3 separate regions of the Mus musculus genome follow, and all the other regions are linked to region 1. The links are chromatin loops, found by intact Hi-C in ENCODE. Cell type or tissue: left cerebral cortex. All regions are shown on one strand.

Region 1 (5,000 bases):
ATGGTTCCTACAGCCCACTTGTCTCTTGCAAACAATGGCAGTAGGTAATCTCGGGGTTCTTTTTCCACCCAGAGAGAATGAGAAAGAAAAGCGGTGCCAGCGGGGAATTGAGCTCGGTACTGTGGTGACTATATCTCTCTGTCCTTACAAAGCCATTGCCTCAGGACATCCGTAATAGCCTCTCTTCATCAAATGAGAAAAGGCCTAGGCAGTCATAAATTGAAAACAAAATAAATTTGATAATGATTTTACAGTAGTTGCACTATTTCTTCCTCCGAAAACTCTGCTAATTTAGGCAAAACAGATAAAGTGGGGCTACCCTTTTACTCTCTGTGATGGTACTATCCTCAAATGATGTTAAAGATGGTCCTAGCATGTCAGCATCCTGACAGCCACCAGACTGAGAAACAAAACAAGACTGAAAAGTAAGAAAAACATGGCTGCCGTGGAGACAGCTTCTTTCAGAAGGAAAGGGAGCCAGAAGCCCTTGCTGTCATGCAATGAAACCCTGGCTTTTATTTCTTTATTACAGTTGAATTCTCTTTTAAATAAATAGTTTGTTAATAATAGCTCCAACTATTGCATATAAGTGAAGTGAATGACGCACTGCCCTATTAGGCACAGCTTGTATTCCCAATTTTCTATTATTTTTCTCAGTGGACAGGATTCAGGGGAGCCGATGCCCATGATTTAGGGAGGGGCCTATTTTTGGCGGAAGCATGGTCATTTGCCTGTCTTTAGTGGAAGGGCTAAGAGGCAAGGGTGTGTTAAGAAAATCCATAGAGGCTGGGCAGTGGTGGCACATGCCTTTAATCTCAGCACTTGGGAGGCAGAGGCAGGTGGATTTCTGAGTTCAAGGCCAGCCTGGTCTACAAAGTGAGTTCCAGGACAGCCAGGGCTAGACAGAGAAACCCTGTCTCGGAAAAAAAAAAAAAAAGAAACATAGTTTAGGACCTAAAGTAAAATGTTAGGGCTAAGATGACATGCAAAACTGACTCCTTCTGAACTGCATACAAAACATGTAACATATAATTTTCCCCAGTACAGTCCTCAGGCAACTATGTACATACATCTACATATGTGTAAACATACTATCCAGTTTCCATAGAAAAGTGCAGACTAAAAGGTACACGTGTAGAAAATGTGAACCTATGGAAATTCCATGTTGTAGGTCTAGGTACTTGCTGGGTTTTCACAAACTGGAAAGCAATCCACACGCACACACATGAGATTCTACTGTACTGTGCACACACATGTGCATACTCATGAGATTCTACGATGCTGTGCACACACACATGTGCACACACATGAGATTCTACTGTACTGTGCACACACACATGTGCACAGGCATGAGATTCTACTGTACTGTGCACACACATGTGCATACTCATGACATTCTACGATGCTGTGCACACACATATGCACACTCATGAGATTCTACTGTACTGTGCACACATACATGTGCACACGTATGAGATTCTACGATGCTCTGCACACACACATGAGATTCTACTGTACTGTGCACACACACATGTGCACACGTATGAGATTCTACTGTACTGTGCACACACATGTGCACACTCATGAGATTTTACTGTGTACACACATGTGCAGACATGTATGTTCATTTCTTAACTCAGTTGTTGTAAAAGAATTCAGAGGTGGGAAAAGCCTGTTTGATTCATTATCTTATAAAGCAATTATTTTATTTACAATCCTTTGTATAGCACAAGGAATCCCTGGTAGAGAGCAGGCTCCCTGTGCCTTAAAATTCGCCAGGCACCTCAGGAAAGCAGATAACCCCTGAGCACCAGCCCCAACCAGCCACAAGTAGGCTTTCTTTGAGCTGCCTGGCCCTGGAGACCTATGCACGATCTTTGCCCTGAAAGAGCACCAGGCAGGCAGTCCTGAGGACAGTGAACAGTGCCACAGCAGAACTCCAAACAGGCCTGAGGAGTCCTAAGCACAGATAGCATTGGAGGGACCAGAATGTTCCTGGCAACTGAGCTCAGGACTTGGAATTTTCCCTCATGCCTCACTCAGCTCCTAGTCACAGCATCTCTTCTGTCCACGTATGCAGAGCTCTGAGCTGAGACAGTAAGAATTCACCAGACCCTCCAAGCAATCACTAACCCGCACCAGCTCTCCCAGGCTCAGCCTGGACAGCTCCCCCAGGTTCCACCTCTAGCCTGCAGTCCCTTTACCCACAGCAGGCAGCCTCAGCTAGCTTCTGCAAGTTAGTAGTAAGCCACAAGGCTGCAAAGATGCCACATCACTGCCTGTTGCTTATGCTCCTGCCTTGGTTTCACAAGACCCCGAGGTGACGATGTTGATGACCACCTGCACTGTGTGTGTGGAGACTTCCTGTACGGATGGAGAAAGCCTCTTCTCTCAGCAGCTATGGAGGGCCGTCACCAAAGAGGAGGTGTTCTTCAGGGAGAGGACCATCTGAACTTTTCCTCAAGCTTAGCAGTTCTGGGGGTCCATTCTCATAGGGGATGCTATTCTGAGGCCCTGGCTCTGGTCTGTCAGGAGCTAGGAAGACTGCAGTCCTTGATTCTACATATCTACACGTGAGCACTTGCACACGCACACGCACACGCACACGCACACGCACATGCACACACACTGGGCAGCAGGGTGGAGAAGAAAGCCCAGCAGCTCAGGCAGAATTCTCAGAGGGTGGGGAACAGCCTTGCAGTACTCGACATGGCCATAAGATGGCACTCCAGCCTTTAGTTATTTTTAGCCTCTGGCTGAAATTTCAATTATGATTGACTGTAGTCTAGCAAAACTATAACATATGTATGTATGTATGTATGTATGTATGTATGTATGTATGTATAAATGCAACATATATAGCTTACAAAGATGATTTCATTCAACCACATCTAAAGCAGTTCAAAATTTCAAATCGGGTCATTGAGGCATAACGCGCCTGTCATGTTGAGACATGAACACAACAAAATATACTGATTTTATTTCCTATAAAATCTATAGGACTGGGATTAAGGTGGGGAGTAGTAGAGTTAGATGTCTTGATGTCAGGGCTCAATCAAAGATTACAGTCGTCTCTATTCTGTTTGGTGGGAAGGCAATACTTATGATGAAATCACAGCAATCGCTTGACCTTTGAATGAGATTTGTGATCCCTGGTTAGCTTTGTGGCGAGACCAGGACCTGAGATACAGGTAGGGTTCTGGACGTTTAAAAAGGAGTCAGGAAACACACTGTCCTGAGATGCCGTGTGGAACCTCCCCTATGCTGGGGCTTTGGATCAGTGCAGGCTGAATTGCCGCTTCATCTCCTGCTTCTAACCCAAGACACCACATTTGGAGGGGTTGCCGAACTCAGCAAGTGAAAGTCTAAATGCTCGTCAAATATGGATTTCAGATAAACAACATATTACCATCACGTGGCATTACTCATAGTACTGGTCATTAGGAGACAGGGTCTAGCTGTGTAGTCCACGTTTACCTTGAACGGAAGGCTCTCCTGCTCAGCTTCCCCAGTGCTGAAGTTACAGCGGTGTACCCCATACGTGGGAACAGACTGTCTAAAAATATGTAAATATCCCATACAAGCTCAAAGGAATAGTATAAAACCACCTCCCAGGTGACCTGACATTCTACCCTGCAGTTCTAACCAGGTAGCCGCACTCATCCCACCCCATTATTCTGGACTCAGACCTCCTTTCTTCCCCCTCTCTCTTTTCTTCCCACGTGCACAGGGCTTGAACAGGAACTGGGAAAAGTCCCATATCTCCAGGAGACCAGATGCTGCGGTGGCCTGAGAACTCAGTGGAAGGGCTTTAAGGAGGAGTTTCTGCCCCATCACCCTTCAGAATCACCATGGAGACACAGCCCCAGAGGTTTGCATCCCCTGAACCTAGTCAGGGGGCCTAGGGGTACATGTAAACTTCCCTGGTAGCTCCACGGGGTGCGTGATTCTTGGGCTGGGCTGTGTTTATCAACCACTTGGGGCTTGCTCAACTACAGAATTGGACCCAGAAGACCAGGATCCAAGCACCTGTCTTCCAACACGCTCTGCGGTTGCAGACATGCTAAAATGCACTGGGTTCAGGGTGGCCAGAACAAAGTGGATTATTGTATTCCTAACTTCCCAGAAAATATCACCCCATAACCTCTTCCTATTGGAATTGCAATTGTTTCTGGGCAGAACAAACCAAACCAAACCATCATTTGTCGAGGTTCACATAGGTGAGTTGCGTTTGGTTAGTTAAGATATTTGAGCTGTGTGTATCCTAGAGCCCTGCCCCCCTTCCTCTTTTAATTCAGTAGGCTTTCCAGGTGCTTGGATGGCTTTGCATTTACTAGGTGGGACAAGCTTCAACCAGGTGAAGTGAGTCTCTCCTGCTTCACCCACTTCTAAATCCCTTCCCGTATTTGTGTCCTAAATTTTCTCTCTGCCACTTTGGAAAAACAAACAAACAAAAGTTTGGTGAATGGGAAAGCACACCTGCTCTGCTCCTTCGGTACACAGCCACTCCCCCAAGAGCCATCCTCCAAGCAATACGCAGCCTTACCGGAGACTTCTTGATGTCCGAAACAGCGTAATTCCCTTGTGACGTCCATCTGGCAGACTCCGTTAAAGACAGCCCAGTCCCATAAAGGTTGATGCTAAAGCGCCCCTGGAACACAAAGCCAACACAAAAGACTTTCAGCCCATGTGACATACCAACCAAGGCAGAGCTGACACACATTCAAAGGCACTTTGGTAAGCAGAAAGGTGTTAATTAATTTTGATGGCCGCTAATCGTTGAAGGTATTTTGTTGTTCCGTTGTCAGAGCTAGGCGCCTTACATTCATGATTTCTAGGTAGGGATTTTGTTTACAGGCGGTGAAACCCAGGATCACAGCCGATCGACTCCCTCCTGAACACAGAAAGCCCTCAGGTCATCTTTACTGACTTCTAAATCCTCTCTCAGAGCTTCCTCCAGCCGGCCTCCGTAGCACGGTAACCCTGATTGTTGCTCACAA
Region 2 (5,000 bases), 1.2 Mb after region 1:
CACATGTATAGTTCTGTGTATATACAGAACTGCTATCATAAACGCTATATCTGACTTAAACAGAGATTCATTTGAATTCTTGGCTCTATTACAGGTTACACAAAAATTGAGATGTTGTCATAAATCCTCAAAGTAACAAGTACAGAGTTCCTCGAATTACAGTAGAATTGCCCACCAGTGAATCTATCAACCGAAAACACCAAACTGTGAGAATATTCCTCAATATTCCTAACTTGCCACACACCACAGATCAGCCTAACTTTCCTTACCATTTTCCAGCAAAAATGTCAGCCCAAAAATCATCCAACCTTTTATAACAAAGGGTTGAATACCGTATACAATTCAATTATTGAACACCGCACTGAAAGTATACAGGTATATTCCAAACCACCATAGCATTAATAAGTCTGAGTCTATCTGTATTTATGGAGCATCATAAACCACCAGGCACAAGCCTGTGCTATTGCCAAAGTACAACAAAGTACAACAAAGGGGTTTGCCAGCACGGAGTTTGCATTCTAACTAAGGGCATTGCAAAGGTCACAAAATAAGGCAGACTCATCCTCCCCTCATCCCCTCCACATCAGCTCTGGTCTGTCTCTTAGGTTAAAAGAAGAGAAGATGGGAACCTGGCACCAAGTTGCTGATAAGTCCAGCATTACTTTTATTAAATTAAACACCACTAGGGCATACTGGCTCTGATTCCCTCCCTTAGAAATGTCAAATACCAACACAGCTAATGTGGAGACTAACTACAGACAAGCTACATACAATGTATATATGTGTGTATATATACACACATATTCCAAAGGCACGCACTCCATTCTTCAGTCAAGTGAGACTCAACACACATGCACTGGGCCTCCGGAATGTGCTAGATTTGTGCTTGATTTGCTTTCTCTGTAGGCTTCATTCACTGTTCTAGGCTATATTTATTATTCTGTAATATAATTAAAGTTAGTTATGTAAGAAGTATGGAATATTTATAGAGAATGGTTTCTTGTAAGTACTTTATTCAAAGTACCTTTGCACACAAGTGTAAAACTGCCACGATAAGCTCATTGGTTTGTAGAAGAGTATAGACTTATAAGTTTTTGACTTAAAAGCACACACATAAACATACTAGTTTCACAAAATAAATAAATGGGTGAGTAAATAAGCCAATTAATGAAAAATAAACAAAAATCAAGATACTAGGTCCTAATCCTGACTCACAGAATACAAGGGCCTGGACAACATCTATTACAGTAGCCAGTCACTACAGATTAAATGTCATTTTGTAAAAGTCACAGGCCCTCTGTATGTGCTCCCGTGTGTGGTGACAGAGTGGACAGAAATAGACTGTGTTTGAGACCTTCTTGAAGCTCACAGCCCAGACTGTGCACACCTCTGGACATCCCCTGCATGCCCCCTGGCCAGGCTTCCATTCCACACCACGAACATGGGTCCAAACCATCAGGAAAAAGATATCTTATGAAAGAATGAGTAACTCTAAATTTTATTCCTCTGGGGAAACCTGCTAAGACAGCGTCACGGACACAGATACAAAACCCAGGCAGAGCCTTGCTGAGGGAAAGGCTAGTTTTCTTTACCCAAGAGAGCGCCCACAAGTAAAGCACTTCAGATTAAAGATGTTCTTTCCCACTATGCCAAGTGGCTGCTGCATGCTAACGTGAAGCATCTCAAAGCAGAACTGCCGTCAAGTAGTTTAACCAGAAATCTCAGGCCCCGATGAGCAATGCGAACAGTGAATAGACACCTCCGCTTTACAGTAAAAAAAAAAAAAAAATCCTGGTTCCTAACTTCAAACCAACAAAAATGCATTCTAAAGCAAGAAATACTGCAGAAAATAAGTCCACTCTGTGGCAACCATACATGTAACAAATCCCTAACTTGCAAAAGTGCTGATATGCTGATATATTGGATCCAATGCTAAAAAGACACCACCTTTGATTGTTTTTAATAATTGATGGATGGTCTAAAGGTCACAGCAAGGAGGTCACATGTATTTACATGTCATTTCGAAGAAACAGAATAAAAATAATTGTGTCATCGGCACCCCGTTTTTTTGTTGTTGTTGTTTTGTGGGGAGTTTTTTGGTTTTTTGGTTTTTGAGACAGGGTTTCTCTGTATAACCCTGGCTGTCCTGGAACTCACTTTGTAGACCAGGCTGTCCTTGAACTCAGAAATCCGCCTGCCTCTGCCTCCCAGGTGCTGGGATTAAAGGTGTGCGGCACCATGCTCGGCTGGCATCCGGTTTTTAAACATAAGAACAAGAAGAAAAACAAATACAAAAACAGGAAACCCACATAAGAATACTGAGCAAAGCTGGGTTGCTGAGGCATACACCTTTAATCCCAGCACTAGAGAGGCAGATGTAGGCAGATCTTGGTTTATAAATCGAGTTCTAGGACAGCCAGGGCTACACAGAGAAATCTTGCCTTGGGAGATGAGGGGTGAGGAGTGGTGTATGTGCCAAGCAGCCAATGCCTACAAAGGGCAGAGAAGGGGTAGATTTCTTACATAGGGACCACGATGCAATTCTGGCCAGAAACTCCATTTTATTAATTATGTGATGATTCAGTACCGCTATACAATTTTCTAAGAGCTGATCTCAAAGAGCAGACCTGCAGGTATCGCTGAAGCCAGTTCCTCTGAAACATGCACATTGTGAATGAAGCTCCCTCAAGGGTAGGCACTCTCCAGAGTTAAAGTGCTAAAGAAATTGTCCCAATCTGCTGGATGACCAGGAACTATGGAGAAAGCGCTCAGCTGATCTTAACGGACAGGACAACAGGATGAGACCAAGCACAATCAATTGCTTTCTTCTATCCCGGTCCCTTCAGTTCGGCTTTAGATTATGAAAAGGTGACTTAAAATTAAGCTCTCAAGCCCCAAAGGGCATCAAATAAACAACCACTGTCGCCACCTTTTGGCGACAGGCAGAACTGTCCTGCTTTGGCTAGGCCTTGGGATGGTCATCTAATTAGGGTTTCTGGGTTCAAGTTTTCCACAGGAAAAGGGCGTCACAGGTTTCTGTTAACAGTGTGGCAGGTCATACCCATTTCTCCGAATTACCGGCCCTTCTCAGCCAAACACAGTGTGGACCGCAGAGGAAGTCTGACGTCACGCCCTTCAATATTAATTTTGTGATGGCTCATTCTTGTCTTAAAATGTCATATAAATTTTGTACTAAAATTAGAGTAATTCACATATATTAAACATATGAAAAAATGAAAATTAATTATGGATCGACTTTTGTAGCCTGCTTATCAACAAGAGGTTAGAGCTTTAGGGACGTTTCATTTTCTGTAGACTGTCTACTGGCCACCTCTCTCACCTGAATTTGAGAATAAGTCGGACCTGAGATCTGCCACAGTCTGCTCTAGGCCAACATGACCCTCAGTTTATTTGTAAGGCTAAGTACTGTGGCTGAGACTTCTAGGATGCTTCGAGCTCTGAAACAAGCCAGAGACCTTTAGACATAATCCCTCTGTCTACTGGGAACCAGAGGTGCAAAATCTCATAAAACATGGGCTTTGAGAATGGGAAACTCTGTTATTCCTTAGCACAGAACTAACGGAAATGTCACTTACATTATTAAAACCTAACACATTCAAACTGGCAAAATAAGAGCCTTTTCTCCCTCACACTTCTCATAAGCAAAGTGAGGGTGCCTTCCACACAGGGCTACCTCTGACGGACACACGCGAAGGAGCTCACAAGGGCCTAGCATTTGGTTATGGTAAAGAGATGACACTACACAGAGGAGCAATGGCCGCATCACAAGAGATCTCAAAAATTACATGAAGGAGCCAACAGAGTTGCCGATAAAACTACCTACCACTAAACTCTGACTGATGGTCAGAGTTCGAGTCACAGGACCCATCAAGTGGAAGGAAAGAAATGATTTCCAAATATTATCCTCTAACTTCCACAAGTTTCGCCTGGGCACATCACGAAGGCGCGCATAAGTACACAGTTGGTTTTCTGTTTGTTTGTTTGTTTATTTGTTTAATGTAAAAAGAATTTTGAAAATTATGTTAAATAGCTCAGACCCCTCCATACACATGATAGCCAGGAGCATGTATGTTCAACACACTCTGACAAGGCTAGACACACAGGACAGTGTGAAGGACAAGCTCAGCACACTCAGCAGGGGGCGTTCAGGCAGGGTTCCAGTTCACCCTGAAGCCGACCACAGTCGGTCTGTAGGAGTGATTCCGTTGTTTCATTTCAACCTATGATGACAGGCGTTCCTAACTCCACACGGTGCCTGTGAAACTTCTTCTATAGAAACTATTCCACTTTTTCTCTAGTTTCTAGAACAGCCATTCTCAACGGAGTCTTTCTGTTCTCAGACAGCTTTTAACACTGCCTTAAACCAAAGTCATCAGCAAAAGAAAGGGGGTAGGGAGGACTTCAGTCTGTCCTTGTTTTCTCTGTATTCCCTGTTCGGCCACGACCACACCTGAGCAGGTTATGCTCAGACAACCTGTTGCACAATACAGAACCCTGGGACTCCTCAGACATACTGCTAACCTAACTGTTCTAAAGAAGAGGCTAACGTGCTTAATTTGGGCAGTTCAATATTAAAGCTGACAATTATGCTCGCTCACTGCTGCTGCAGATGCACTTAGTACTAATATATAAACGTCACCCTCTCAAGACACTGGAAAGTGCACTCCCAAATGGTTCTTGCTACTTGTCCTATCAGTGGAGGGAGCACGCTGCTGATCTCCTTTTAAGATAAGATGATAAATTAGGAGAGAGGCAAGCTGACCTGACACTCTGATCTCACCTCAAACTCTCAGCCACCCCGCCAGTCTCAATCACAGTGTGGGGACACCAAGACTCACAAAGACAGGTGAAAATAAAATTATAGTATTTGCTTACACGTGTGACTCCAGGGCAGATAACCCCAGATGTTTGGAGTTTCAAATGTAATTTGAAATAACAGATCACCTTTATAAAATGGCACACCTATGGCCTCTAGGCAC
Region 3 (5,000 bases), 1.7 Mb after region 1:
TAACAACTATATGTTAACATTGTAGTTTATATTGTTACTTATGTTTATATATTTATATATGCCTTAATGCATGCAAAGAGAATATATCCTTTACTATATATATATAAATTAGAATGGGACTTTTCTTTTCTTTTCTTTTCTATTCTTTTTTTTTAAGATAGCATCTCATTAAGTAGCTGTCCTAGAATTTGCTGTGTAGATCTAGGTGGCCTCAAACTCACAGCAATCCACCTGCTTCTGCTTCCCTAGAGCTGGGATTTAAAGGTGTGCGCCATTGTCAGGTCTGGCAGAATGGAGACCTTTTGTGTAAAATGACTCATGATTTTGGCTGGTAGCACAACAGTCAATGGACATTCCCTTTTGTCACCAAGGCGGATGCCTCCTGCAGATCTCCAGCCATCGCATTAGGAAGTCCCTTTGATAACCTTGACCTAAATGTTCTTGTTCAAAATTTAAGATGCCGCCACAGGTAGCTCACCCTCAAAATACAGATAACATCCAGCAAATGAGGTCAATTGAGAAGACTAACACCATCATCTTCACAGGCACTGACAGCTCACAGGACGGGGTGGGAGAGGAATTTTACGTGTGTTTTATTTTTATTTGTTTAGTAGATATTAGCTCTTTCATACATTGCTCTGATAAAAGCAACCCAAGCGAGGGCTTATTTGGTTTCCTGGCTTGAAGTTAGTACAGAATGGCAGGGAAGCACGGTGGTGGGCGCACAAGGCAGTTGGTCACATTGCTCCCAGAGTCGGAAAGCAGAGGAAGGAAAAGTAGATGCTCAGTTGACTGTCCCTTTCACTCAGCCCCAATGGGGACCCTGGCCGATGAACTAGCGCCACCGTATTTAGGGTAAATGGTCCCACCTCAACTAACCTAAGGTAGAAAATCCCTCAAAGACATGGTCAGAGGATGCTCCCTTCAGCAATGCTCAATCCTGTCAAATTGACAATCCATAGTAATCGTCACAGCATAGTAGACCAAGCTGAGCACATTCCAACACAAAGCTGGGTCCAATCTTAAAAACAACAACAACAACAACAACAACAACAACAACAAAACAAAACTTATACATTGCACGAAAAATGAAAATCTTTACCACTGTGCTGAGACAGCAATCTTAATCTAGATAGACACTCCTATGATCACATCCACAAGGCTTGCAGAATCAATCCACTGTTAATGGGCAGTAAGTAAATTGTCCCTAATTTGGTTTGAGATGATACTTAGATCTCAGGAATATCTGAGTAATGATGCCAAAACACTGGAAAGTGGGAGCTGAACAAAAATTCTTCAAGTTGTCAGCATCAGGCAGAGATAAACATCGGATGGACACTGGCAGCCTAATTTTAAATCTCCATGCCACAAGTGTGACCCAAAGCATGCCCTACTTGCCAGGCAGAGTCTTGATAAAGCTCCACAGTGGGCCGCCAATGAGAAGGAAGAAGTCTATGACTTCTAACTGCCAGCCAATGGGCTTCATACAATGCCTTTTATGTTTGTTGGGTGTTAGTTCCCAGGGGTCACTGCCTTTTCTCTTCCCGGGAGAGCTAAGCTAATCTGACTATAGAGTGGAAGGGGTGGCTTGGCTTTGTGGAAATCGGGGAAGTTCCCACTAGTCCCTCTAATGATGCGGACGTCCACTTGACTATAACCACTGTTGGATATTTTGACACAGAAGCTTAGGGTTATCATCCTCTGCAGCCCTCAATCTGAGACAGAAGTAAGGGAGCTTGCAGAACCTCTTGATTCCCCTGTCACCAAGCTGTACCTTCAGTTTTCCTGTCTGTTTCTGGGACTCTCAAGCTGTACGTGGGAGACTTCCTTTTCTGAAGGAGCAGGCAGCTGAACCCTCTGGGATCTACCTGGGGCTTCTCTTTCCTGCCTCTTTGCTGCCTTGGAGCTGGACAACATTGCAATACATCTACCTACCCATTTAACTACACCTTTTAGCCAGTGACCTAGTAATGGCTTGCAAGTTTAATGCACCCTAAAACATTTGCAATTGTGTGTGTATGTGTGTTACCCTCTCACTGCTCCTCAAAAGACCCTGGCCAGCGTGCAGGGGTGCCATTCTTAAGGCGACTGCTTGCACCTCCTCCACAGTATCAGAGAGTACAGTCCTGCTGTTGCTAGGAAACGCACTACAATCCCTAGACCCCGTCATGTGTGCTTTGCAGAAAAGAGCCCAGCTGGACCCTTGAGTGTGCAGAGACTATTCCAGGTACTTTGCTGCCAAACTGTTGTTCTCTGTGATCTGTATGGGGCTTCTGGCAGCCTTGAGGATGCCTGCTGCGGCGGCTTGCGGTGAATCGGGGATTAGCTGGAGATCTGTTGCATTCCTCTCCTTCCTCCCAAAGAAGAAGGATCTCAGCTTCCTCAAAAAGCTGGATTCCCTCCCACCCCGTTCCTTTAAATAAGTGCTTTTGTGCCTGTCCAGGCCCTTGGGATGTGCATGCGTGCTCAGTGTCTCCACCTGCTGGTACTTAGTTAAGCTTTGCTGTGTAATGTTAGAATACGAAAAATAAAAAATTGGGATATAGCTAAAAGAGCAGTTGAGGATTTGGCAGGAAGAAATAACAGTGGTTTGGTGACAAAAGGAGATGCTCATGAATAAAATAACAGTTGTCTTACCTGTAAGGCAAATCATTTATTCCTTATCCATATAGTGGTAAAGGCTTATTACTATGCAATATTTGTAGGAATTTAGTCATGTGCACAGAAAAATGTAAACATTGAGAAGGAGGCAGGCATGAAGGTGCACATCTGTAATCCCAGTGTGTGAAGGCAGGGCTTCAAGATCTTCTACTGTAGAGCAGGCTCTACTATGCCAGCCTGGGCTAAGTGAGACCTTGTCTCAAAAAACAAGGCAAACATACAAAGTTCTCAGTATAGTGCCCTGCTCAGAGAGCTGTATTTCTGCAGCTTAGATCTGGCACTACTCACAGCTACATTAATAGTCTGTCTAGCTGAGAATTAGTGTGCACACCTTTGATCCCAGCACGGGGGAAACAGAAGCAGGAAGATCTCTGAGTCTAAGGCCAGCCTTGTCTACAGAGTGAGTTCCAGGGCACCAAACAGTAAGGCTTGTCTCAAAAACCAAAACCAAACATATTGAAAATTAGTGTCTTTCACTGAGTAGTCAATCAGTTCTCTAGAAGTAAGAGGCAGTTGTCTGGAGAACCTTAAAATCATTCAGCTTGTGTGTGGTAGGAATGTGTCTCCCTGGGGCTGGGCAGACAGCTCAGTGGTTAAGGCTAAGAGGGAGTGCTGCTCTTCTTAGTTTGTTTCTCAGTATCCACACACAGCTGCCTGTAAACCCAGCTCCAGGGGATCCAGTGCTCTCTCCTAGAATCCACGGGTACCTGAACACATATGTACACGCACCCACACTCAGACGAACACATATACATGTAATTTAAAATAAAATAATTTAAAAAAAAAAGAATTTGCCTCATGTTGTTTTACCTTTTCAAGGGGGTGGGGGGCAGTGGCAGTTTGGCCAGGTGAGTCCCGCAGTTCCTGTATACTTGACTGAATGGCTTTTGCCAGGCCCAGGGTCAGATTCCCAGGAGCTCACCTGTGGGTGCTGTTGCGTGGATCGCTAGCTGAATGGAAGGAGAACTCAGGGTGGTGGGAACTGCAAGCTGTCTCCATACGAAAGTGTCAGAATCTATTTATTATAAAGTTCATCTTCTGTGAGGAGACTTAGCAAGGGCCTTCAGGTATGAGGGCGTGTGCCTAGATAAGATGTGGGGGGGGGGCCAAATATATAATTGGTTATCTTGTATATATACAACAGATGATGAAATGATAACCTAAAGTTTTAAAACTTAGCTATAAAGAATAATTAACTACCAGTAAATAAGAAATTAAATTTATCTTGTAGACGAGCTGCAATAACTTTAAAAATCAATAGAAAATCATTAGAAATTCTGTTGTACCCAGTATAATAAACTCTTTACTTTAACTATTGTCTCATATGGGAGCGATTGCTATTTCTTTTTTCTTTTTCTGTAGACATAAGTGACACCTAGAGGATGGAGAGTTCAAGAACATGTCAGTTATTTTTCACAAAGCATTATTTCCTATCCATTAACATTTTGAGGTGGCAAACACAAATATACACATATTGTCATCAAAAGATATTTGCATATTTTGTGAATTCACTGATTTTAAGAAACAAGACTCAGTTAAAAGTATGGCTTATGAATAGTTATACCTATATATGTTTACTAAGAATGCACCTTAACTTTGTTTAGATTTAAATTTTTATTTGTATTTTATGTGTATGGGTGTTTTGCCTTCATGTACATCTCTGCATTGCATGTGTGCAGTACCAGACGAGGCCAGAAGAGGGCGTTGGGTCCTCTGAGACTAGAGTCAGCCACCATTTGTGCTGGGAATCATTTTGGAAGATCAGCTCTTAGCTGCTGTGTGGGGAGCTGTTTTGTGCTTCTCTGAAGCAGAGAGAGAGAGAGGGAGAGAGAGAGAGAAAGAGAGAGAGAGAAAGAGAGAGAGAGAGAGATAGAGAGAGAGAGAGGAGAAGGAGGAGGAGGAGAGGGAGGGGGAGGAGGAGAGGGAGGGGGAGGGGAAGGAGGGCCTGTTGGCAGATTTCCTGGCCTCTGTGGCATGGAATGATAAGATAAGAGGAGGTGAACCTGGGGCTCAAGGCTGGGGCTGAAGAGTCTATTGACCTTGGTGGAAAGAACAGAGCGTTTTGGGATGGGAAGGAATGTCTTGTGTACATTTTAGCAAATTGTTTCTGTTAGCTTGTGGCTTTGTTTCTCATGATACTGTAAAGTATCTAAAGCCTAAGAAAATTAAACTCGAGGCTGCCGCAGTAGTGACTAGACAGCCCTCCTGATTTCTAACCTCTGTCTCGGAGTCTTCTTTTCCATCTTTCCTATAATCCTCCTCACTCCCCAGTCAGGGGACTGTTTGACTTAGTACCTGCCAGGCCCGTGCATGGTTGAGCGAAGTGTATTTAAGAGTAT

Evidence for each region. Hi-C counts contacts between places; a loop is a spot of excess contacts. Peaks named below come from ENCODE experiments on the same cell type or tissue, not always from the same donor. Only the 100,000 strongest peaks of a DNase experiment are listed, where the experiment ranks them.
Region 2: a loop joins it to region 1, with 3 times the contacts of the local background. A loop is called at or near these places in 8 of 42 quality-filtered maps.
Region 3: it touches region 1 in a loop (5-fold over the local background); 5 of 42 quality-filtered maps call a loop at or near these places.

What each region holds. Positions count from the first base shown.
Region 1 is chr6:92,782,300-92,787,299 of GRCm38, forward strand. It overlaps Adamts9 (a disintegrin-like and metallopeptidase (reprolysin type) with thrombospondin type 1 motif, 9), which reads right to left. Exons shown (of 40, transcript NM_175314.4): 38 at 4,547-4,651. Gm52913 (a long non-coding RNA gene) reads left to right here and starts at 4,377. Exons shown (of 3, transcript XR_003956476.1): 1 at 4,377-4,737; 2 at 4,858-4,977. In left cerebral cortex, a CTCF peak has its summit at 2,697 (motif pointing right); a DNase peak (open chromatin) is centred at 2,714; H3K4me3 peaks cover 334 bases.
Region 2 is chr6:93,982,420-93,987,419 of GRCm38, forward strand. All of the region lies in intron 1 of Magi1 (membrane associated guanylate kinase, WW and PDZ domain containing 1), which reads right to left. Among named protein-coding and RNA genes, the nearest start is that of Gm22840, 94 kb to the left of the region's middle. In left cerebral cortex, a CTCF peak has its summit at 2,938 (motif pointing left); DNase peaks (open chromatin) are centred at 2,937 and 3,732.
Region 3 is chr6:94,462,353-94,467,352 of GRCm38, forward strand. No RefSeq gene overlaps it. Among named protein-coding and RNA genes, the nearest start is that of Slc25a26, 35 kb to the right of the region's middle. In left cerebral cortex, CTCF peaks have their summits at 2,480 (motif pointing left) and 4,348 (motif pointing right); a DNase peak (open chromatin) is centred at 2,419; H3K4me3 peaks cover 363 bases; H3K27ac peaks cover 412 bases.